Regions from separate parts of the Homo sapiens genome. Here all the other regions are linked to region 3. Evidence: chromatin loops called from intact Hi-C (ENCODE). Cell type or tissue: heart left ventricle. All regions are shown on one strand. Links, peaks and the distances in the headings refer to the core of each region. The heading gives the core; the rest is flanking DNA. Region 1 has its middle 71 kb from the start of TNFRSF11A. Region 2 has its middle 7.5 kb from the start of ZCCHC2. Region 3 has its middle 73 kb from the start of ZCCHC2.

Evidence for each region. Peaks named below come from ENCODE experiments on the same cell type or tissue, not always from the same donor. Only the 100,000 strongest peaks of a DNase experiment are listed, where the experiment ranks them.
Region 1: it touches region 3 in a loop (4-fold over the local background); 2 of 110 quality-filtered maps call a loop at or near these places.
Region 2: it touches region 3 in a loop (1.8-fold over the local background); 25 of 110 quality-filtered maps call a loop at or near these places.

Annotation. Positions count from the first base shown.
Region 1 is chr18:62,391,585-62,400,036 of GRCh38, reverse strand. No RefSeq gene overlaps it. Among named protein-coding and RNA genes, the nearest start is that of TNFRSF11A, 71 kb to the right of the region's middle. In heart left ventricle, for the core only: no CTCF peak of the experiment used is centred there; no DNase peak of the experiment used is centred there.
Region 2 is chr18:62,511,265-62,519,716 of GRCh38, reverse strand. No RefSeq gene overlaps it. Among named protein-coding and RNA genes, the nearest start is that of ZCCHC2, 7.5 kb to the left of the region's middle. RefSeq lists an enhancer at 806-975. In heart left ventricle, for the core only: no CTCF peak of the experiment used is centred there; no DNase peak of the experiment used is centred there.
Region 3 is chr18:62,445,789-62,454,240 of GRCh38, reverse strand. No RefSeq gene overlaps it. Among named protein-coding and RNA genes, the nearest start is that of ZCCHC2, 73 kb to the left of the region's middle. In heart left ventricle, for the core only: no CTCF peak of the experiment used is centred there; DNase peaks (open chromatin) are centred at 3,050 and 3,334; H3K27ac peaks cover 593 bases.

The DNA.
Region 1 (8,452 bases), core at 3,710-6,209, 56 kb after region 3:
GGTGGAGTGCAGCCCAGCCCGGGATTTATAGGATTGACACTGCTGAGGATTTACAGACCACAGAGGCTCTGTGCTGGCAACTGAGCACTTTTGACTCAACTCTGTACCAAGGGCCCCAGAATAAAAAAGAACCTGTAAACATGGCTTGAAGAGTCTCAGAAACAGCCTGAGAATGGGACCCAAGTCAGCACTGGGTTTCTTGTCCTCCCACAGGAAGGGGGCTCCACCTGTTGTCTCCAGGGAGACTGATAAGGTCTAAGGTCTAGAGAATTAATACAGTCTCTTCTCTAGGCTTTCTCTAATACCAGAGCATGCCCAGGGGATATTCTCCAAGGGGAGTGCCATTCATAGCCTCTCCTAAAGTTACGTGTCCACAAAATATGTAGCTCATGAACTGGGGCTCCACAAAACACACTTTGGAAAGTTCTGCATTAGACACCTGGGCATCATGCAAATCTACCCAGCCAGCCCAGCACTTTCCAGCCTATTCCAGTGCAGTGATCCATAAAGAAGGAAGTGCCTGTTATTTTCTCACACATGGTTATGCTCAAATGGACCCCTCCCTTAGAACACTTCCTCATCACTCCACCATCCCTCAAAATGGGAAGAACTCTTTTTTGAATGATTTAATAATGAAGAGCAAACTTCAGAACATTGACATCACCATCATGTGGCCAGAAAGCGTCAGTGAGGGCTAGGCTGCTAGATTTAGCAAATAAAACTACAGGATGCCCAGTTAAGTTCGAATTTAGGATAAGCAAAGGATGACTGTTAGTATATATGTAGGTCCTATGCAATATTTGAGACATATAAATACTAAGAAAGTACTAGCTCTTTATCTGAGAATTTAACTGGGCATCTTGGATTTTCTTGGCAATGCTGGTGAGGGTAGGATTTTTAAGGAATGCTGTCAGGTCTTTGGGGAGGCTATTGTGGGGTAGTGGGAAGAGAACAAGCTTTGGAGTCAGGTCTGGAGGGACTTTGAGTTTGGCCACTACAATAGCAACATGAGCAAGTTACTTAACCTCTCTGACCTCCAGGTTCCCCAGCTATAAGTACCTGTGGGAGATCATATCTCATTCATAAGATGGCTGATAGGATTAAATTTGAAAATTTATGAAACAGACTCTAGTGCAATGATCAGCACATAGTAGTTAAGTTTAACTAATGTTAGTCCCATTCTCTCCTCCTACTGTTCTCTTTTATTTGGGGTCAATCATTGAGGACACAAATAATTTTGCTGGAATCCTGGAGGCTATAGTGAACAGTACTGCGTCCTGCAAAGTTTTCATCTTTTACCTTTCTGTTTCTATGGGGCTTCAGTAGTTTCCAATCAAGGACCTAAATCACAGCTTCTCATTCTTCCCTGCACAGCCCTCAGGCCTGAGGACCTCAAGAGAGACATCTAGAAGCCATTCTAGGGAAACTAAGCCCACAGCCCCGGTCTATCTGATAATTCAAACATTCAACAATGCTGCTAAGGACAATTAGCAAAAGCCTGCACAGAAGTCTCTGTGTTTTGTTTGTAAAGTGCTGAGTTTACAAATAGTGTTGACTTGGCTTGTGAACCGCTGCTGGACAACAGGCCAAAGAGGGCAGAGGAGTCCTACCCCAAGTGGCTCTCCTCCTCTGTGTCTTCCGCTGTCACACTGTTGCTGAACGAACACATTTTATTTTCAATTTCCTAGGCGAATGAAGAACTGTAAAACTGACGCTCCAAACACAGTGAACACCTGAAGCTATGAGTACTAGTCTTTATATTGGTTTACGTAATTATTTTTGTAACAGTGTTAATTCTCTAATTATGTTCCATTTGGACAATGCTAATGATTTAAAATTAGTTTGTAGCATGTTTGTACTGAGTAGAAAACAAAATCGGTTGGATTGGGCAGTGAAGGGAGTTATAGGGAAATTTGGGGCAACTCAGTATTCTAAATTGGCTGTGCGTCATTCTGAAAGAAGATAATCCATATGCATCATGTAGACCAATAACTTTTAAAAAACCATTTCCTGGAAGAGAAATGAGAACAGTCCAAGGCTGCCATTGTTCTAATTATGGGTTTGCTTTTTCCCAGAGCACAGGAATCTTTACATTCATTTCAAAACAGCACTAAGAAGTGGAAAGCTTTCTTTTAATGACAATGCAAGCTCATTTGAATGTTTAAAAACACTTCTTGAACACAGAACCAATTGCTATCCTACCTACTGCTTTGGTATCAAGGATGTTGATTGTAAAAGTCTTAATTAAATGATAAGAGGGAAAAAGTCATCATGTAAGAGTGCAATTACCCAGAAGCATACTTTATCTCATTATTAACTTCTTTGGATAGATCTAAAACCTATAGAAGCTGTGCTTTTAGGAAAACAAACAAATAAAACAAACTTCTTATCATTAGCAACTATTTTAAACTGCTTATAGAGTCAGTCTGTGGCCAACACCAAATGCCGGGGGGATGCGGAGCCATTGGCTCTTCCATGCATTGCTGTGTTGTAAACACACATGCTGTGGTCTGAATGTCCGTGTCTTCCCAAATTCATATTTTGAAACCTAATCACCAAGAAGATGGTATTAGGAGGTGGGGCCATGAGGTGGGAGGAGCCCTCATGAATGGAATTAGTGTCCTCATAAAAGAGGCCCAGAGAGCTGTCTTGCCCTTCTGCCATGTGAGGGTACAGCAGGACTTTGCCAGTCTGCAACCCAGAAGAGGGCCCTCACCACAACTCGGCCAGGCTGGCACCCTGATTTTGGACTTAGCCTCCAGGATTGTGAGAAATACATTTCTACTGTTTATAAGCCACCTAGCCTACGGTATTTTGTTATAGCAGCTGGAACAGTCTAAGACACTTACACAATCCAGCAGTCCCACTCCTAGTTACCCAAGAGAAGTGAAAACTTATGTCCACAAAGCTCTGTCACTACAGAAACCCACAGTGAGTGTTGACAGCAGTTTTATTCATAGTTTCTCAAAACCAGAAATAATCCATCTGTCACTCAACTGGTGAATGGATAAACAAATTCTAATACAACGAGGCAAAGAAAAAAAAACACTATTTAGCAATAAAAAGGAACAAGCAAGTGATACATGCAAAAACATGCCATTATGCTAAGTGAAAGAAGCCAGATCCAAACAACTACATACAGTATGATTCCGTTTATGTGACATTCTGGGAAAGGCCAAGCTATAGGGATAGAGAACAGATCAGTTGTTGCCAGGGGCTCAGGTGGGGAAGACAATTGACTACAAAGGAGCAGGAAGGAACATTTTACAGTGATGGAGATGGTCTATGTCGTGATTGTGGTGGTGGTTGCATGACTACATGCATTTGTCAGAATTCATAGAACTGTAGATGTAAAAAGGTGAACCTTCCCTCATGTACATGATACTGACTCAATAAAGTGATGTATTTTAAAATGAGTCATTTTGTGACTCTCTGCGTATGCTGATGTTGAATAACCTTTCATTAAAACTCTTAAGGGAAATAAGCATGGGGAAGGCGGGCAAGTGGAGCAAAGGGGGAGTGACTCCTTTGCTTTTCAAATAACTAGCCCAGGTGCTACACTGTAGCTGCTTTTCTCTGAGCAGGAAACAGAAGTGGCTTGGGTGACAGGGCCTATGACTGACTGTAGTGTTCTTGAAGAACAGTGGTCACCATCTGTCCCTCTTGGTGAATGTCCTCTAGTCCATGGATGCCTGCTCATTGTCCACACCATCCATGGATGCTCAGACATGGTGTGTGTGGGTTTGTATTTGTAATTGTTTGTTCAGGTTTAAAGATCTCTCAGCCATGTCATGATGGTGATTTCATTATTTATAATGAACATATGGTCATGAACACAGATCCACAGGGCCTGGCAGCAATAATGGACAAATGCCCATCAGCTACTGAGTGGGCTGCCCATCCTTCTGACATTGCACACGTATTTGCACTTGCTCTAGGTGCTAAAAAAGGATAACCAGTGTCATCTTATCACAGAAAGGAATCTCTTTGGGGGCATAGCGCCAACAAGTTACAATCTAAGGATGTAATGTTAGAGTTCTCCAGAGAAATAGAACCATAGATAGAGAAAGAAAGAGAGAGGTAGATCTATAGATAGATGTGTGTGTGCATATATATACATGTAGATACATGTGTGTATATATATATATACACACATGCATATATATACACACACATATAAATATATGTATATAGAGAAATATACATACATAGAGATAGATATTTTATATGTATTATATATGTATTTATATGTATATATGTAATATATAATGTATTAGGGGTCTCTAGAGGGACAGAACTAATAGGATAGACAAATATATAAAAGGGAGTTTATTAAGTATTAACTCACCCAATCACAAGGTCCCACAACAGGCCGTCTGCAAGCTGAGGAGAAAGGAGAGCCAGTCCGAGTCCCAAAACTGAAGAACTTGGAGTCTGACGTTCAAGGGCAGGAAGCATCCAGCATGGGAGAAAGATGTAGGCTGGGAAGCTAGGCCAGTCTAGTCTTTTCATGTTTTTCTGCCTGCTTTATATTCTAGCTGTGCTGGCAGCTGATTAGATGGTCCCCACCCAGATTGAGGGTGAGTCTGCCTCTCCCAGTCCACTGACTCAAATGTTAATCTCCTTTGGCAACACCCTCACAGATACACCCAGAATCAATACTTTGCATTCTTCAATCCAACCAAGTTGACACTCAGTATTAACCATCACATATATAGAGAGATTGATTGAGTTATTAATGATAAGGAATTGGTTCGTGCAATTATGGAGGCCAAGAAGTCCTATGATCTATTGCAAGTTGGAGATCTGTTGTCTGGAAAGCTGTTGGTGTAGTTCAAAGGCCTCAGAACCAGAGGGCTGATGGTATAAACTTCAGTCCAAGTCTGAAGGCCTGAGAACAAGGTGCACAGAGGGTAAGACAGAATCCATGGATGTCCCAGCTCAAGTTGTCAGGCAGAGAGGAAAATTCAACCTTCCTCTGTCTTTTTATTGTATTTGGCCCTCAACGAACTGGATGATGCCTGCACACTGGTGAGGGTGGGTCTTCTTTACTCTGTCTACTGATTCAAATGTGTGTCTCTTCATAGAGGCAGAAATAATGTTTAACCAGATATCTGGACATCCTGTGGCTTAGTCATATTTATACATAAAATTAACCATCATAGATATAAAGTTTTCAATGCAAAGTTCTATGACTTACTATTTAATTTGGGACTAAATCTGATTCTAATGAAAAGATTTGTGGTATGAAAAGAATATTTCCGTCATTGACTCTGCCTATCCAAATCAGTTTAACTCTAGTTCATAGCATTTTTTTACAGCTGAAAGCAGAATGCCTTGGAGGAAGCAAAAATTACTAGATATAAACATGACCGCCTATCCACAAAGTCATCCTAACCGTGGGCAGGTCTCGAACTCCTGACCTCAAGCCATCTGCCCATCTCTGCCTCCCAAAGTGTTGGAATTACAGGCGTGAGCCACCGCACCCAGCCAGTTTCATTTTCCTTGACTCCCTAAGGCATTGTTAGAGGTTCTTATTTTTCCTGCTTCCTTTGGGAACCCAGATATGAGCATGAGTTCTTGATCTTGTCAGCTCAAGATTTTGCTTTTCTTGAAGGAATTTCTAAACAATCTCATATTTCAGTCTACCATGTGCTGTTGCTTCTTCACAGGGTATTGCCTTGGGCTCACCTGTATGAAATCGCTTCTTCAGTTTTGTTTCCTTTAGCTTGCCTTATGAATTCTGCTTTGAAATCTCTCCTTTGGACATAGTAGCCTTGTCTGGACTTTGGTCAGCGTGTGAAAACGCAGTAAGGAAGTTGGGATGACGGCGAGGCAGTGAGGTTTAAGGGTGTTCCTGAGGGTTCAGGGCATATCACCTGCATTCACTCATTCAGCACATGTTTCTTGAGCATCCACATATGCCAGGAATCATGCTGCCTGCTGGATACAGTGGCGTGTGTGCGTGTGTGTGTGTGCGTGTGTGTGTGTGCGTGTGTGTGTGTGCGTGTGTGTGTGGTGGTGAGACAGGTCCTATTCAAATTCTAAAATAAATTTATCATTACAAGCTGGAATAATGCCACAAAGGATAAGTTCCAGCATCTCTAAGCACCCCTAAAAAGGGGACCAGTCTGGTCTCAGGGAGAAAGGGCAGTTAGGAAATGCTGCCCTGAGGAAGTGCTGTTTGAACTGAGAGGTGAATTGGATCTAACCAAGGGAAAAACCAGGAAGAATGCTGCAGTCAGAGAAAATCACATGTGCAAAGCCCCCAAGGTAGGCAGTGTGTGCACTGGAGAGACCAGTGCAGCTGGAGGTGGGGAGAGTAGCGTGAGATGAGGCTGGAGGGTGGGGAGCCATGAGGACCATCTGAAAGCCTTTGGTCTGTATTCCACGAACAACAGAGAGCCGTGAAGTTTTATGTGAAGGCTGATGAAATTCGACTGGAGTTTTATATTTTCAAGAGTACCTGCTCTTGGGAAGGCTGGTTCGGGTAAGGTTCATAATGCCCTGATTCCTTTTTTCCCAACATCTGCCTGTCTCTGGCATAGTCGGCTTCACTAGCTGCAAGTATAAACACAGTCACAGCTCATCATTTTTCCAATTAATATTAATAGCTGGAGCTCCCATATGTCAAACTGCTCACATTTGAAGCCTCCCCCACCAGTCGTCTACAAACTCCAACATCTTACTTGGTCCAAAGCAGACACATTCTCCTTCCAAATGCCCCAGAGAGGGTGAGGAAGGCTAGTGACTTCAGTAGCCTGAAGGGACTACAGTCCCTGTCTCCTGCCTCAGTCATGGCCTCTGCTCACTGCTGGGCACTGGTCTTATGCATACACATACTTCTCTACCCCCGAGGGGAGGCTTGGGCTTCAGGGTTAAAATCAGACCTCCCTCACTCACATGCTCTGCCTTTGTCTCCAGAGCTGAGTCAGAGGCGGCTGGATGTGCAGGAGCATCCACTTGTCCAGCCCCAAATCTCTCCCACAAACCTTCCACGTCAGGCCATCAGCCCAGGTGCACCTTTAGCACCCTGGGTATCCTTCCCTGCTGGGGAATCTTAATCCTTCAGAGAAGCTCCCAGTTGTTGACCCTCTTGGGGCCTTTCTTGTCACCCAGCACAGGCTCTGTGGACTAAGGGACAACTGCAGAGGCATGTTTGTTGTGCTCTGGTCACAACAAACAGATATTTACCATATGATATTTACCAGACCAACACAAACCAACTGGACTTACACTGATGTGATTAAACAACTTTCCTCATGCCAACAAAATCTGTCCCGGGGATGCTTGCTGTCTCCCTTGCCAGGCATAGAGGATGATGGCATTTGCACTCTGTTTTTATTTTTTCCCTCACCCAGCACTCATTATAATATTCTCCTTAATATATAAAATAATCAGAAAATATCAATAGAAAGACATTTCATGGGCTGGGCACGGTGGCTCACACCTGTAATCCCAGCACTTTGGGAGGCTGAGGTGGTGAATAACGAGGTCAAGAGATCAAGACCATCCTGGCCAACAGGGTGAAACTCCGTCTCTACTAAAAATACGAAAATTAGCTGGACGTGGTGGTGGGTTCCTGTAGTCCCAGTTACTGGGGAGGCTGAGGCAGGAGAATCCCTTGAACATGGGAGGCAGAGGTTGCAGTGAGCCGAGATCATGCCACTGCACTCCAGCCTGGCGACAGAGCAAGACTCTGTCTCAAAAAAAAAAAAAAAAAAAAAGAAAGACATTTCACAGTTCCCCGACCAATAAAACACATTTATATCAGCATGTGTGTTACAAAACTCAGTTTCCACGGGAGAATGGGCCCCTAGGAGGGTGACTGCTGCATTCCATAAGGATATAGGACAATTCTAGGACATGGCAGCTCAGAACTGGGCCCTGACATTGGGAGTCCCACTGTGTAAATGTGGAAAAATGTACTCTGAATAAACACTACTGGTGTACATCTCCTGAAACATAATTTTTTAAAAAATGAAAAATTATGTCTTCATTTTTTTCTAATCATAACAGATACTTACAGAAATGCTCTAAAAACTTTAAACATGCTTATTCCACTTTCCAGAATATATAAAGAACTTTCAAAACTCAATAAGAAAACAATTAAAAACAAACAATCCCAGCTCTTTGGAGGCCAGAGTGGGAGGATTGCTTGAGGTCAGGAATTTGAAACCAGCCTGGATGACATAGCAAGACCCTCTCACTACAGAAAAATTAAAAAGTTAGCTGGGCACGGTAGCACATATCTAGGCCCAGCTATCCAGGAGTCTGAGGTAGGAGGATCATTTGAGCCTGGGAAATCGAGGCTTCAGTGAGCTGTGATCACACCATTGCACTCCAGCCTCGGTGACAGAGCAAGACCCTATCTCACAAAAAGAAAGAAAAAAAATGAGCAAAAGATTTGAACATACTTCATCAAATAAGAGACAAAGATAGCCAAATAAGC
Region 2 (8,452 bases), core at 3,236-5,735, 64 kb before region 3:
AGACCCAGGGCTGTTGGAGAGGGGAAAGAAAAATATGAATGCAGGGAGGCACCAACATATGTCTGATATCATTGTACTTTAATCTGTAGTTTGATCATTTAAATTGCCGTGGGTATAAGGTACCTCAAAAATAAATTTTTGTTTAGTTAGTTCACATACAGCATGTATTTTAAAACAGGTGTTAAATATTAAACTGTCTTTAAAGATTACACTTACAAAGCTGATCTAAAACACCAGTAAGTTATCTGCTGATATACAACTTAAGGAAAAAATTAATTGCATATTAAAATTAAAAATACAAGTTTTTGTTAAGGTTTACAAAAATACGGTGACAGACTTGAGATAGAAATTCTTGGTGGTGTTACTGTGACAAGTATTTCCATTGGTAACCTGGGAATCCATGCCCAGCACTGTGGTATATGGCGTATTTTCTGGAAGACTAGCCTTGGATTGAATTCACAGTCTCCCTGGAGTTGTGGTTCCATTTGTCAGAAAGATTCTTAGGGATTTAGACTGACCAGGCTGTCATGTTCTCACACTCATACATTTGTAATTTTTGGAAAAACCATAAAACCCACCAGTCTTTGGAGACTGTCCAGAAATAAACTTGATTCTAAACTGGTTTGGTTTGGAAAATCCTTAGGCTACTTGTGTTAAAAATTAAAGAACTAGCTGGGCATGGTGGTGTGTACCTGTAGTTCCAGCTACGCAGGAGGCTGCGGCAGGAGGATTGCTTGAGCCCAGGAGTTCGAGGCTGCAGTGTTCTGTGATTGCGTCTGTGGAGCGCCACCGCACTTCAGTCTGGACAACATAATGAAACCTCATCTCTTAGAAATGAACTGGCTGATGTTAGGTACTTGCCAGGGTAGACGACCTTAACTAAGCCCCTGGGGTTCTGTGAGACCTCTGCAAATAGATCTTCTGCTTAACTGTTCAAAAAGGCAAGGGCTGTCCCCCTCAAAAAACAACATTGACTTCTAGAGACCCATGGAGAGATGGAAGTTTCTGAAGACTGGCTTGCTAGATAGGAAAATAACCAATGCTCCAGCAGTGTTCTTGGGATTGGAATTTGCTGATTCATGTTTTTTAAAATGCATGATCACATCAAATTTGCTGAGCTGTTGACTATCAACCCAGCCTAAACCCACCGGCTCTTACCCTTTAACTTTCATAAAAGAGAAGCCTGATTTTGTTCAGGTATCTAGCCTTCTCCCAAAGACCCTGTGTGGCTTGAAGGATACCTTTGCTGGAGCCATGGATAGGATAAATCTCGATCAGTAAAACAATTAGGAAATCCTGTACTTTTGCAATTGGTTCGGAATGATTCGTACATGACAAAGGACACACGAGGCAATTTGGAGGGGCTCTCATTGGCCAAATCTGGCAAAATTTGAGTATCAAAAAGATAAGATGGTACCATTGAATAGAAAGAGAATCGAACTCCATAGGGATTTCAAAGAAAAAGAGGTTGGGGAGGGTGCAGAGAAAAAAAACAACAGCATCTTTATAGAAGAGTGCCCCTAAAAAAATGCAGAAAGAGAGAGTGAGAAAAGTACCACTTTGCTACCACCAAATGTAATAATTGATTAAGGTATTTTCACCATTGAGTGGGAAGTTAAGAAATGAAACATGTATTCTCAAAGTACCACCTCATTTAAAAAGGAGAAGAGGTACTTTTACACGGATAAATCTGATGAATACGACCCCAACCATGTAGTCACAATAATGGGACAATTTAATATGTTCTTCCCCATGTCCTGGATGCCACTGGAAGTGCACACTGCTTGTATGTAATATTCTTGCCAAAATGTTTATGCTGAATCTAATCATGGGGAAGTAAGACAAATCTGGACTGTGGAACATTTTATTAGACAACTGGTCTGAATCTTCAAAAATATTAATGTCGGTCAGGCAGGGTGGCTCACACCTGTAATCCCAGCATTTTGGGAGGCCGAGTTGGGCGGATCACCTGAGGTCAGGAGTTCGAGACTAGCCTGGCCAACATGGTGAAACCCTGTCTCTACTAAAAATACACAAAATTAGCCAGGCATGATGGTGGGTGCCTGTGATCTCCAGCTTCAGGAGGCCGAAGCAGGGGAATCACTTGAACGCGGGAGGTGGAGGTTGCAGTGAGCCAAGATTGCTCCATTGTACTCCAGCCTGGGCAACAAGAGCGAAACTGTCTCAAAAAAAAAAAAAAAAAGAAAAAAAAAAGTCATGGCCAGGCATAATGACTCACACCTGTAATCCCAGTACTTTGGGAGGCCAAGCGGGGAGGATGGCTTGATCCCAGGAGTTTGAGACCAGCCTGAGCAGCAAGACCCTGACTCTACAAAAAATAAAATAATTAGCTGGGTGGGGTGGCACATGCACGTGGTCCCAGCTACTCAGGAGGCTGAGCTGGGATGATTGCTTGAGCCTGGGGTTGTGCCACTTGCACTTCAGTGTAGGCAACTGAGCGAGACCCTGTCTCATTTGAAAAAAAAAAAAAGTCATGAAAGCAAGCACAAGCAGAAGACTGATTGTTGAGACATGACTACCAAATGCAATTCATAATCTGTGATTAGATCCCAGATTTTAAAAAAAAAACCTCTAAAAGACATTTTGGGAATAATTAGGTAAATTAAGTAAAATTTAATATGGATTTCTTATTACACACTGTTATTGTATCAATGTTAACTTTCTTAGATGAGATAATTACTTTGTGGTTATCTAGGAAAATGTCTTTGTTTCCCATAAATACATGCTGAAACACTGAAGGATGAAATGTCATGGTATCTACATCTTATTTTCAAATGGCTCAGAAAAAAAATTTTATAGAGAAATAAAGCAAATGTGGCAAAATGTTGATAATGGGCAAATCTAGGTGAAGGGTGTATGTGTGAACATTGTACTATTTTACATTTCTGTAGCTGTGATTTTTATAAAAGTAGAAAAAGTAAAAGTAGCGAAATGATCACAAAACATCCACAGCGTGAATAAAAAAATAAATAAAACTATATTATATGAACACTGTTTAACATTTAAAGTTGTTTAACTGGTTTTGTAAATGGGATAAAATATTAATCAAAGTCCCCTGAGAGCTATTCCTAAAATAGAATAATAAGATTTATGAAGGGAACTTAAAAGCTTAATGGAGAACTGGTTTTCTGAATGTGTCACCTCCATATATTGATATTTCAAAAAATTAGAGAGTGAAACTGGTTACAATCAACTTGTAATGGCTTGCAGAGTTAGTGTCCCAAGAGTTAGTGCGACAGTATGTTCTGAAGGAAACCTGAGACAGTCAAGTCCAAGCAAGGTCATCCTCAGAGAGAAATGCTCCTAAAAAAGGCTGCAAAGCAATCACACTGAAACTGAATGATGTGAAATCACAGTGGAGTTCCCTCTAAGTGAATTCTCTTATTTAATGAATGCTTGGAATCTAAAGTAGGGGCAATTGACAGTATACACATTTGCTAAGGTTGATGCAGCACTTTTCAATGTTAACAGCTACTGTATCTGGTGGACGTGGCCTTTTATCACCAGAAAGACCTACTCTGTCCTGGAGAAGAGTTAGTTCTTTGGGCTTTTCCCTTACCCTCAGGAAAAATCTCTAAGATCATCAAACTTTCTTTCTGTGATCGTGATTCAGAGCCAAATAACCTTTTGATTAGCAACTCACTTTCCCAGTGTCTTAATGCTGGGAAACAGAATATTCTAGGGGAATAGAGATATATAACCCACTTGCAGGAAGATGTTCTGCTTGGTAAATGAAACCATTGACATTCTGATGTATCAGTCCCTTGCAAATTTAGTCAGAGGGGTCACCCCCCACCTGAATTTTATCAATTTGGAATAAACAAGATTGCCTATGTATGATGACTTAAACAGCCCCTTGTTCTTGTATTTTGACATCATTTTAATTTGTACATTGTTTAAACTTAAATAACTACTTAGATCCCAAACAATACCATTTCAAGGATACTGTTTCTTCCTTATTAAAAAAAAAAAAAAAGCTCGGAGGAATTATAGAAAAAAAATTCTAGTCCGGGTGCGATGACTCACACCTATAATCCCAGCAGTTTGGGAGGCCGAGGCAGGTGGATCACTTGAGGCCAGAAGTCCATGACCAGCCTGGCCAACATAGCGAAACCCTGTCTCTACTAAAAATACAAAAATTAGCCGGGCATGGTGGCACATGCCTGTAGTCCCAGCCACTTGGGAGGCTAAGGCATGAGAATCACTTTAACCCAGGGAGGCGGAGGTTGCAGTGAGCTGAGATCACGCCACTGCACTCCAGCCTGGGCGACAAAGCAAGACTCTACAATTTTAAATATTACTTATCAACCTTAGAGGGCTGGCTACAAACCTTATGTAAAGAAGTAAATACATGTTAGAGACTCTTAAATCCCATGAACAGCTGATTGCTTTTTAAAAAATGTACTTTTAAAACAAAAATGATGTTTAAATTATGATCAAATAAATGGTGAATTTCTTTAGTTCATTTAAAACTATTCAACTAAAAACAAATTTGTTTATAATGTAGAAATATATGTGTATTCGTTTTCATTTTTTCAACTGGTTATAATGGAGTTATGTGGATACATTCTAAGCAAATTAAACCACACTCTTACCACATTAATCTCAGAGCTTATCCACATATCAGAACACTAGTTTTATAGTCTGACTATACTTGAAATATTCACAAATATTTATTTTGCTATTAATCCTTGGGTCAAAGTTTATTTTTCTTGAATGCAATATTTGTATTTCAAATGTTCCATCAACATTTACAACTTTTAAAGTTTTCATCATAAGTCTCAAACATCTTGCTGTTTTTTTTTAAATCATGAATGGGTATTGGATTTTGTGCAATGCTTTTTCTGGTCTTTTGAGATGTTGAGATGATGCTTTTTCTGGCTCTGTGCTTTATTATATGGTGTATTATGTTAACTGATAATTCAGATGTTAAACCAACCTTGCATTCCTGGGATAAGTTCCACATGGTAATAATATAGCATTTTTTTTTTGTATATTGCTAGATTCAGTTTGCTAATATTTTGCTGAGAATTTTTGCATCTAACCTCATGAGGAACATTGGTCTGCAATTTTCTTTTGATGTCTTTGGTTTTAGTATCAGGTTATTACTGGTCTCATAGTATGAGTTGGGAAATATTCCTTCCATCTCTGTTTTATGAGTTCATTAAGGATGGTATTAAGTATTATTTAAATGATTTATAGAATCCTCCAGTGAAAACAACTGGACCTGGGATTCTTTTCATGTGGGAAGACTTAAAATTACAAATTCAACTTCTTTACTTGGTATAGGTCTATTCAGAATTTATATTCTTGTTGAATCAGTATTGGCAACTTTTATATTTCTAGGAATTTGTCCATTTCATCTAAGTTGTCTAGTTGGTTAGCATAAAGTTCTTCCTAGTGTTCTCTTACAACTCTTTTTGTTTCTATAAGGTCAATGGTGATGTCTCCTCTTTCATTATTTTTGGTAATTTGTGTCTTCTCAGTTTTTTCTTCATCAGCCTAGATAAAGTTTTGCCAATATTTTGATCTTTTCAAAGAATCAACTTTTAATTAATTGATTTTTCTTATTGCTTTTCTGTTTCCTATTTCATTGATTTCCTCTCTGATCTTTATGATTTCCTTCTTTCTGATTTCTTTGAGTTTGGTTACTTTTTTCTAGCTTATTAAGGTGGAAGTTTACATTATCAATTTGAGATTATTCTTTTCTATTGAAGGTGTGATTAAAGGTACACATTTTTCCTATATATCCTGCTTTAGCTGCATCCCATATATTTTGATAGTTTTTTTCTCTGTTCCATTAAAAATATTTTCCAATTTTGCTTGTGCTTTTTTCCTTGGCTTATTTAGAACTGTGTTGTTTAATCTCTAAATATTTTTAAATTCCCTAAATTTTCTCATGTTGTTGATTTCTCATTTAATTCCATTGTGGCCAGAAAATAAACTTTGTAATATTTCAGTCCTCTGTTTTTAAAAATTCATTTGGGCTTGCTTGATGGCCTAGCTTATGGCGTGTCCTGTAGAATGTTTCATATGTGCTTAAAAAGAATTCTGCTGTTGTTGGGTGGAGTGTTCTATAGGTATCAGTTAGATCAAGTTGGTTGCTAGTGTTGCTCTAGTCTTCTATATCCCTGCTGTTTTTCTGTCTAGTTGTTTTTATCAAATATTGAGAGTGAAATATTGAAATCTGTAACTATTTACCATTTTTGTTGCTCTTCATTTCTTCTCATAGATTGGAGTTACTCTTTGGAACATTTCCTTGTTCTAGAGCTTCATTCTCTCCTTCCTTTTTTGTGTTATTATAGTTATCTACGTCACATCTTTATATTTTATAAGCTCAACAATAGTTTTATAATTATTTCATATAGTTGCATTTTCAATTAAGAAAAAAACCAGTCTGGGTCCAATGATTCACACCCTTAATCCTAGCACTTTGGGAAGCCAAAGGAGGAGGATCACTTGAGGCCAGGAATTTGAGACATGATGAGACACTGTCTCTACAGACATTTTTTTAAAAGTTAGCTAGGTGGGGTGGTGCATGCCTAGCTACTCGGGAGATTGAAGTGGGAGGATGGCTTGAGCCCAGGAGTTTGAGGTTGCAAGTGAGCTATGATCACACCACTGTACTGCAGCCTGGGTGACATAATAAGATCTATATCTAAAACAAAAAAAAAAGAAAAAAAGAAAAAAGAAAGATATTTATACTGTCTTTTATTGTTACATATATTTAATACTTACAAAAACTACCTTTGAGACTGCTCTGTTTCTTTATGTGAACTTGAGTTATCATCTGCTGTCATTTTCCTTCATCCTCAAGGATTCCTTTAGTATTTCTTGTAAGGCAAGTCAGCTAGGAACACATTATCTCGGTTTTTTTTGTTTGTTTAGTTTTTTGGAATATCTTTATTTGGCCTTTATTTCCAAAGAAGAGCTTTGCTGAATATAGAATTCTAGGTTGACAGGTTCTTCTTTTTTCCTTTAGTTCTTACAATATGTCATCCTATTGTCTTCTGGCCTTCACTCTGATGAAAATTCAGTTGTTAACATAATTGTGGGTTCCCTTGTATATAATGAGTTATTTTTGTCTTGATACTTCCATGATTTTCTCTTTGTCTTTGGCAGAACCCAGTGAAGATGAAAATGTGAAGTCCCTTTGTTCAGAAATTAAGAGTTTCAAAGTAGTGATGGGAAAGGCAGCCCTGATCTTTGGCTTTCAACAATTTTACTATGACTTATCCATGATATGTCAGTGGTTATTCTGTTTGGAATTAGTTGAGCTGCTTGAATGTGTAGATTAGGTTTTTCATCAAATTGAGAAGTTTGGGGCATTATTTCTTCAAATATTTTCTCTGCACCTTTCTTCTCATTCTGGTACTCTCATTATACACATGGTATCCTTCAGGTCTGTGAAGCTCTGTTCATTTTGTTATTCTTTTTCTTCTGTTCTTTAGATTGAATCTACTTCCAAGTTCATAGATTCTTCTTCTGCTATCTCAAACCTATTGAACCCCTCTAATAAATTTTTCATTCCAATTACTGTACTTTTCAACTTCAGAATTTCCATTTGGTTCTTTTTAATAATTTCTCTCTTTTCATCAGTATTCTCTATTTGATGAAATATTGTTGTCATCCTTTCATTTAATTATTTAAACATTATTTTCTTTAGTTATTTGAATGTATTTAGTCTTTGTCTAGTAAATCAAACATCTGGCCCCCCTCAGAGGTGGTCTCTATTGAGTGCTTCCATCCTCCCCTTCCACTGTGTATGAGTTATACTTACTGTTTCGTAGCATATCATAATTGTTGAAAACTGAACATTTTAGATAATGTGCTATACCAAGTTTGAATTCTGGTCCCCCTCAACTGCAGGTTGTTCTGATTTCTGTTTTGCTTGTTTGTTTAGCGATTTGCATGAACTAATTCTGTGGAATCTGGCTCCCTCACAACATGCAGCAGCTAATGTTTCTGCTCAGTTAATATTATTATTGTCGTTATCATTGTTTTCACTTCATGCCTAATTTCCTAAGGGTTACCCTGGGCCATCATAGCTTACTGGTCAGCCAGTGAGTGGTCAGAAGTTGTGCTTAAAACATCTTGATCTAATAAAGCTTCTACTTTTTAACTGACAGATTTGTGTTTAGGTGAAGATCACATGCAGTGTACAGGCAGTTTACAAGTCTACCCTGCTTTTATTTTTTTTATTTTATTATTTTTTTGAGACGGAGTCTCACTCTGTCGCCCAGGCTGAAGTGCAGTGGCATGGTCTCGGCTCACTGCAACCTTCACTTCCCAGATTCAAGTGATCCTCCTGCCTCAGCCTCCTGAGTAGCTGGGATTACCGGTGCATGCCACCACGACTGAGCTATTTTTTTTGTATTTTTAGTAGAAACGGGGTGTCACCATGTTGGCCAGGCTGGTCTCAAGCTCCTGA
Region 3 (8,452 bases), core at 2,042-4,541:
CCAAGGCATTTTGCAGAACTGACCTGGAGGAGACACCACTGGCCACAGATGCTGTGGCCTTCCTCAGCCCAGACATTGGACATCACCATCAACATCAACATTGGCATTGGTGGTTTCACTGTTGTGAGAACAAAAGCCCTGTTTGAGAGGGTTTCAGTGAGAACGGGAGGAAATGAGGTGGCAATGGAGAAGTCCCTGTAAAGGGAAGCTGAGAAATGGGTCTGTACCTAGAGGAGGGCATGGGGTCAAGAGGGTTTTGGGTTTTGTTTTGTGACAGAGTCTCGCTCTGTCACCCAGGCTGGAGTGCGGTGGTGCAATCTTGGCTCACTGCAACCTCTGCCTCCCAGGTTCAAGCAATTCTCCTGGCTCAGCCTCCCAAGTAGCTGGGATTACAGGTGCCCACCACCATGCTCGGCGAATTTTTGTATATTTAGTAGAGACAGGGTTTCATCATATTGGCTAGGCTGGTCTCGAACTTCTGACCTCAAGTGATCCACCTGCCTCAGCCTCCCGAAGTGTGCTGGGATTACAGGTATGAGCCACTGCACCTGGCCTAGAGGGTTTTTTAAGATGAGAACGCTGACAGCACGTTTGTGTACTCATGGGAATAATCTAGTGCAGAAAAAAGAGCAGATTAGATGATCACAGGAGCGACATTTTTGAGTAAGTGGGAAGGGATGCACCATTTGTACATGGAGGAGGAACAGTTCACTACAGTGATGGAGCAAACAGACAGTATTTCGGGACAGACACAGGAGGATAGTAGACGGGGAGGTGGGACAGGCAAGTTCTTTTCGGATGCCATCTATTTTCTCGGTGAAATAAGAAGCAAGGTCAATTGCAGATTATTAAGAAGGCAGCCAGGTGAGGTGGGTCACACCTGTAATCCCAGCACTTTGGGAGGCAGATGGATCACTTGAGCTCAGGAGTTTGAGCTCAGCCTGGGCAACATGATGAAACTCCATCTCTACAAAAAATTAAAAAATTAAAAAATTAGCTGGGCATGGGGACATGTGCCTGTAATTCCAGCTACTTGAGGGGCTGAAGCAGGAGGATCACTTGAACCCGGGAGGTCAAGGCTGTAGTGAGCCAAGATCATCACACCACTGTACTCCAGCCTGGGTGATAAAGCGAGGCCCTGTCTCTCTCTCTCTCTCTCTATATATATTATATATATGATAATTAAGGTGAAAAGGGCATCAAAAGGCTTGAGAACATGAAAAACAGAAATAACAATCAAATTTCAAAGGTTTTAATTTTTTTATTCCTGATTTTATAATATACTATGATAAAAATCAAATGAAAAAGAAATCTCTTAAAACGTCCAAAATGAACAAAAGTGGGATATAAATGATGTATATTGTTTTATCTTGGGGCATCAACTGTTAGTCTACAAAACTAGTTTCTCTACTAAAGAGCTCAGCCAGTCCTGGAGATTCTACAAACCCCCATCTATTTCCCTTTCTCCAGAAATGAAAGTGACAGAACAGTTAACATCTACTTGTCCTGAGTTAAAAGTCCAACTTGTGATATTGATTCTAACTAAACTTCAGAGAGTGAGAAAGGAATCTGTAAGAGGAGGGGGAAAACTTTAACCAGTGAGAATATACTGTGGCAAGTGCTGCATTTAAGAGACAAAGTCCAAGCAACCAGAGTTTTGCTCTTACAGAGCATGCAATGCTCTTCTGATAGCCGGAGAAGAAGATTCACCCTCCACGGATGTGTAAACAGCACTGGTTATTCTGCCAGCCACAGGATCTGTGATCCAGGCATCGTGGGCGTTTCAAAATAAGTGTTTTGAAATTTACCGCCCACACCTGCCATCTCCCTGCACCCACTGAATTTCAACACTGGTCTGGTGGTGCAATATTGATATTCCCCTGGCAAAAACTCCTTCCTGGAGGCTATGGGATGGGGTAGGCTTCTTGGTAGCAGTTTCCCTCAACTGCATGATCACCTCCCTGCACTGATTAGACAGTGTATGGCCAACCTGTCAATAAATTTGATTTAAAAATTTATTTCCTGGCTGAGCACAGTGGCTCATGCCTATAATTCCAGCACTTTGGGAGGCCGAGGTGGGAGGATTGCTTGAGACCAGGAATTAAAGACTGGCCTGAGTAATATAACGAGACCCCATCTCTACAAAAACATTTAAAAATAAAAAAAAAATTAGCCAGGCATAGTGGTATGTATCTGTAGTCCCAGCTACTCGGGAGACTGAGGCGGGAAGATTGGTTGAGCCCAGGAGGTTGAGGTAACAGTGAACTCTGTCTGATTGTGCCACTGCACTCCAGCCTGGGTAAGAGTGAGACACTCTCAAAAAAGAAAAAAAAAAAAAAAAAAAGAGAAAAGAAATAAAAAACTACAAATAGAAAAAAAATGAAATTAAAAAAATATTTTCTCCATAAAAAATTTTGCCAGGCCATATATTTTTCTCTTTGGCTCTTTTCCCAAAGTCATCCCTCTGATACTACTTGCTGGAAGCCCCAACAAGAGCACAAATTTGTCAATAATTTTCTCAGTTTCATTTAAAATGATGATTGACCTTCCCACCCCAGCCTGATTTCTTTCGGAGCGATCTAATTTCTTTGGAGACCTGTGCCTGTGGACTCGTGTTAATCTGTTAATTGAGTTAGACTGCTGCCAGAACATCACAAGCCCTTCATTTGAGCTCTATCCTGTGTCAAACGGTGAAACGCTGGATGTAATGAACCTATATTGGTTGAAAAAATGAGAGCTGATGAATTATCACCCAAATGTGATACTGATGACAGTAAATCCTTTGGAGGGGATGGCATGTCAGCCTCAGAAGTGCAGAGCTCATGGACCAGGCTGGCAGTGGGAAGGTTGGTGACTTCTAAGCAGTGTCACCTTCTGGAAGCTCTGACACTCAGCAAGTCAGTGCCAGGCGGAGAGGCATGACTCAGCACCCTGGCTCACCCCTCATAGACATTCTCCATGCCCCAGGATCGCAGTTTCAGTGCTATTCCCTGTGACTCAGCTGTCACGACCTCTTTGGGCAAGTTCCACCGCACGTTTTGTGGGCCAGGGCTCTTAATCTGAGTGCAAAGGCCTTATCAGCCAAGCAGATGGACCAGCAGCTGCCACTTCCCAGGGAAGCCAGGATTTACCCCTGGGTCAGCGGGAAAGGGTTTCCTGCGAGGATACCACGTGTAAAGTCCTTTGGGATGAAAGGCATTCTGAGGATGTGAGTTATCACAGCGGAGCTCACCAAGGCTTCTCCAATTTGATATAAATAACTCTGCATTGGCAGCAGATGGGAGGAGAGCCAACTAGTAATGAATACTAGGACAAACAAACAGGCCTCCGGGATGCCGGCCCAGCCTCTCCAAACCACAGTTGGCAACAGTTGGAGGTGGTGGTGGGCGAAGCTGTACCGGCAACATTGCATTAATCACTTATGAGTGAAGGGAGGAAGCGCTCCAGAATAACGGAAGTGCAAATAATTAGCAAAGGCCACACCACATAGGACTAGAAAGGGCATAACTGGGAAGCATGTTAATTTGCCTGACTTGATGTTTAGCTATTAACCAGCAAATCAGTAGTGACATAAAGGACCCTTCCTACTTACTAAGCTCTGTGTTTCAGAGATAACAGAGAGGGATGACACAGTGGTTGCACCACCCCACCCCCAACACAGAGCAACAACTCAATGGAAACAGAGGGAAAGCAAGTCTAGCGGTGCTGCATACAATAGCTAACTCCTGCAAAAAACAGACTCCTTATTGTATTGTTGGGGTGATATTAAGTATGGGAGGAAAAAGTGAGATGATTCCAAAGTGGGAACATTGGGGATGTGAAAGTTGTCAGAAGCAAAATGGAGTCACTAAGGTTAAGAAAACTCTGACAAACAGATCCAAGGAAGGCCATGAAGAGAGGATTCTCACACTTGTATGCCTGACCACGAAAGACTACAGAGACCACAACTTTGTACCAAGACCGTCACAGCCTTATACAACAAATGCTTCTGTAAGGACGTCTGCCCAGCAACTGCCTCTCCAGCCTTGGACGGGTGTCACCCTTGTTGTTGATCTTTTAGCCAGGGATAAGTATTTCAGAACAATTATGTAATCCCCTTCATTTTTTCCTTTAAAAATCCTTCTCTTCCTTTACCTCCCTGAATATGCACATGGTTTACCTATGGCACAGGTATTCACATTGCAATGCTCTGTTCCCAAGTAAACATCTTTTCTTTTAGACAGCCTCTCTTTGTTTGTTATTTAGATTGGTGGGGAACAAGCAAATATAAAAGACAGAGTTGCCTAGAGCTGAGATGCCAGGATTAGCCGTGCATTGATTGGGCTAAGCCATGGGCTGCAGTGAAACAGAGTGGGGAAGAGAAAGGGAGACTCTCGTTCGGCTGGGATAGTGCTCCCGGCTCTCAGGAGAAGCAAACCCAAGTCCTCCTTGGATAAAAGCATCGCCATCTTAGGTTCTCAGGGTTCCCATACATTAAGATCAACAAAATGAGTTCAGAATCAAATAACATGAAAAACACAAGCAAACAGGTTACCATGAGTGAGAATCAGCAAAAACAATCAACAACAGAATTAAACCCCCTTCCTTCGGGTAATGAAATTATCAGACTCAAAATACAAAATAACAGTGGATAAAATGTTTAAAACCTGAAAAAAAGGAATCTCAAAAATAATCAAGCAATAAGAGATCACAAAAATTACCTAGATTTTGAAAAAGACAAAATTGAAATTTGAAAACAGAATTGGCCGAGTGTGGTGGCTCACGCCTGTAATCCCAGCATTTTGGGAGGCTGAGGTGGGTGGATCATCTGAGGTCAGGGGTTCGAGACCAGCCTGGCCAACATGACAAAACCCCGTCTCTACTAAAAATACAAAAATTAGCTGGGCGTGGTGTTGGGTGCCTGTAATCCCAGCTACGCGGGAGGCTGAGGCAGGGAGAATCACTTGAACACTTGAACCCGGGAGGCAGAGCTTGCAGTGAGCCGAGATCTGCACTCCAGCCTGGGTGACAGAGTGAGACTCCATCTCAAAAAAAAAAAAAAAGAAAAGAAAAGAAAATAGAATTGCAAAAATTAAAAAAAAAAAAAGTCAATGGGTGGGTAAACAGCAAATTAGGTGAGGTGGGGGTGGTCTCAGAGGTGATGGAGGGCAGGTCCTGGGGGCTTTGCAGGGTCATAGAGGATGGTGCCAGGAAGCAATCACACTTTTGAGTACACTTGAGAGTTCTATAAAAGCCCATTAAATTATTGCAGAAAAGGGCTACATGATGACTGTTTGCACTAAGATTCTTTTGGTGCTGTTATGAGATTTGGTTTGTCTTTAATTTAGGCACACTGCTGAATGTGTGATCAATATTTAGTAATTATGTACAAATAGTCCCTGTTATAAATCAGAGTTGTTATTGCTGCCTTAAGCTTTGGCAACAAGCTGCTTCTTGGATATCGTGCCGTTTTCCTGGTGTCAGCTGCCTCAGTCAGCACTCAGCACTGTTCTCATACAAACCTGCATGTTGCAGTTAGTAGGAAACGTCTTGTTAAGGAGGGCAGACGCTGCCTTCCCAACGTGGCTAGGGTAGAGCTTCAGCACCTTTCTTCCCAGTGGGAGAATCAGGCCTCCGTCCCTAAATGCAGAATTCCAGCCAGAGGCTGTGAGGTTTTGTCCAGGCCCTCATGACTTCTTGCACAAAACTGTCCTAGGAACTTTGGGGGCTACAGTCACTCAACTCAAAAAGAAAATTCTGCTTCCTTCAAGGTCAAGGTGTATTAGTCAGAGTTCTCTTCAGGTACAGAACTAATAGGATAGATGTATATTTGAAAGGGAGTTTACTAAGGAGAATTGACTCACACGATCACAAGGTAAAGTCCCACGATAGGCTGTCTGCAAGTTGAGGAGCCAGGAAGCCAGTGGTGGATCAGTCCGAGTCCCGAAACCTCAAAAGTAGGGAAGCCGACAGTGCAGCCTCCAGTCTGTGGCCAAAGGCCCAAGAGCCTCTGGCAAACCACTGGTGTAAGATCAAGAGTTCAAAAGCTGAAGAACTTGGAGTCTGATGTTTGAGGGCAGGAAGCATCCAGCACTGGAGAAAGATAAAGGCCGGAAGACTCAGCAAGTCTGCTCTTCCACCTTCTCCTGCCTGCTTTATTCTAGCTGCACTGGCAGCTGATTAGATGGTGCCCACCCAGATTGAGGGTGGGTCTGCCTCTCCCAGTCCACTGACTCGAATGTTAATCTCCTTTGGTGCCTCACAGACACACCTAGGAACAATACTTAGCATCCTTCCATCCAATCAAGTTGACATTCAATATTAACCATCACAAAGGGCATCACAAGTAAACCCAGAGCTGAAGTCAGAGTGCCTGCCCCAAGTAATAATACCTGCAGCCCCTCCTGCAGGTTGGCACAGACTCTAGCCCTCAGTAGACTAATCCCTGACTCACTTCATCAGGTGTGGCCCTTGTGCTTCCCCAGGTGTGGACCTGGGCTCATGTTCATCAGAATCACCTGTGTGCTTAATAAAACTGCAGCCTCCAAAGCCTCACTCCGGCCTACTGAGTTCCTCTTCTGGTTGGAGTCAAGGAATCTTGCCTTCTGACAAGCACCCTGTTTGTATTAGTCTGTTTTCACATGCTATAAAGAACTTCCCTGAGACTGGGTAATTTATAAAGGAAAGTTTTAATTTACTCACAGTTCTGTATGGCTGAAGAGAACTCAGGAAACTTACAATCGTGGTGGAAGGGGAAGCAGCAGTGTCTTCCATGGCGGCAGGTGAGAGAGAACAGGCCAGGGGAACTGCCGTTTATAAAACCATCAGATCTCATGAGAACTCACGCACTATCATGAGAACAGCATGGGGGAAACTGTCTCCGTGATCCAATCACCTCCCACCAGGTCCCTCCCTCAATACATGGGGATTATAATTTGAGATGAGATTTGGATGGGGACACAGAGCCAAACTATATCACTGTCCTAGGTCAGTTTCCTAGAACCAGAGCTAAGATGGGAATTCTTGCGAACCTTATTGACTGGGGAAGCATTGCCCTTTGAAGGAGAGTGAGGGAACAGGATAGGGCAAGGGAAGCAAGTTAAGCAAGGGTCTGGTCCTCAATGGAGACTGGCTCCAGCCCAGTCCCATGGGGCGCTCCAGAACACAGACCGCACCTCGTAGTTGTCCCATCTTGACACAAGGGGAGTGGCATTTTGTGCCCTGTCATTGTACCCAAGCAAAGGTTATCCTCTGCTCACAAACTGCTACCTGCAGAAGCAGGCTGTTAATATGTGTCAGGAGTAGCCCCCCAGGCAAGATAATCCCCCTATGCCAGGACAGTTGAGTGGAGCAGCTCTCAGCCCCTAGCAGCCAACACTCACAGCAGACCCTCAGCAATCAATTCACATCCCCAGGAGATTCAAGCTAGAGCAAGATGGCTTGGCCAATAAAGCTGAAGAAAGCCTCAAATCGACATACTTTTCCTTCTTCTCCCATGGGGAACTAGACTAACTCAGCAGCCAACCAAGACAAAAGGGTTCTTTATGGAGTGGTGTCCTCATAATCACATTTGTTTCTTGCCAAGGCAATTTCAGCTGCCTAAACCTGTACCACACAGGCAAGAGAATCCAGATGTTGTCATGAGCCAAGAGAGACTCCATGATAGGAAAGCCTATATAAGGGGCCAGCACCCTGGAAGTACCCCATCCCTTCGTTATCTAGTTAGAGAGAACTGTTGCCTGGCACAGTGGTTCGTGCCTGTAATCTCAACATTTTGGGAGGCCAAGGTGGGAGGCTCTCTTGAATTCAGGGGTTTGAGACCAGCCTTGGCAACATAGCAAGACCCCCTCTCTACAAAAAATAAAAAATTAGTTGGGCACGGTGGTGCACACCTGTGGTCCCAGCTAGTTGGGAGGCTGAGGTGGGAGGATCATCTGGGCCTGGGGGGTCGAGGCTGCAGTGAGTCATGATCGTGCCACTGCATTCAGCCTGGGCAACAGAGTGAGACCCTGTCCACCCCCAAAAAAAGGATGAAGATTTTTTAAAAAGAAAGTAAACAAAGAGAGAGAAAAAACTGTCATCATTGGGCAAGCAGACAGCGAAATTGATGCCAGCCACACACATAAGGCTTCTATTTGACTTCTTAGAATCAGTAGGGAAAAATATCAATTTTATCTCAGGATTTTATCTCCTAATACTGTCCTCAAAGCCTTTGCTTCTGACCCAGCGCACATCAGAAGAGGGCTTACTAGCTGCTGCTTTTAAGGATAAATCGGTGTGTCCGAAGCCCTGTTGTCTGCCTCCCTACTTCTTCCAAGCAACACTAATGTACCCCTGTTTCCTCCTGAACTGGGCCATGCACATGCCAAACTGACACCTGACACATGTCAAATTCTCCTATAGATCATTATGAGAAACCCACATACCCCCCTTCACTCTTGCCTTTGGTTCAAAATAAATTAAAAACTGAAGA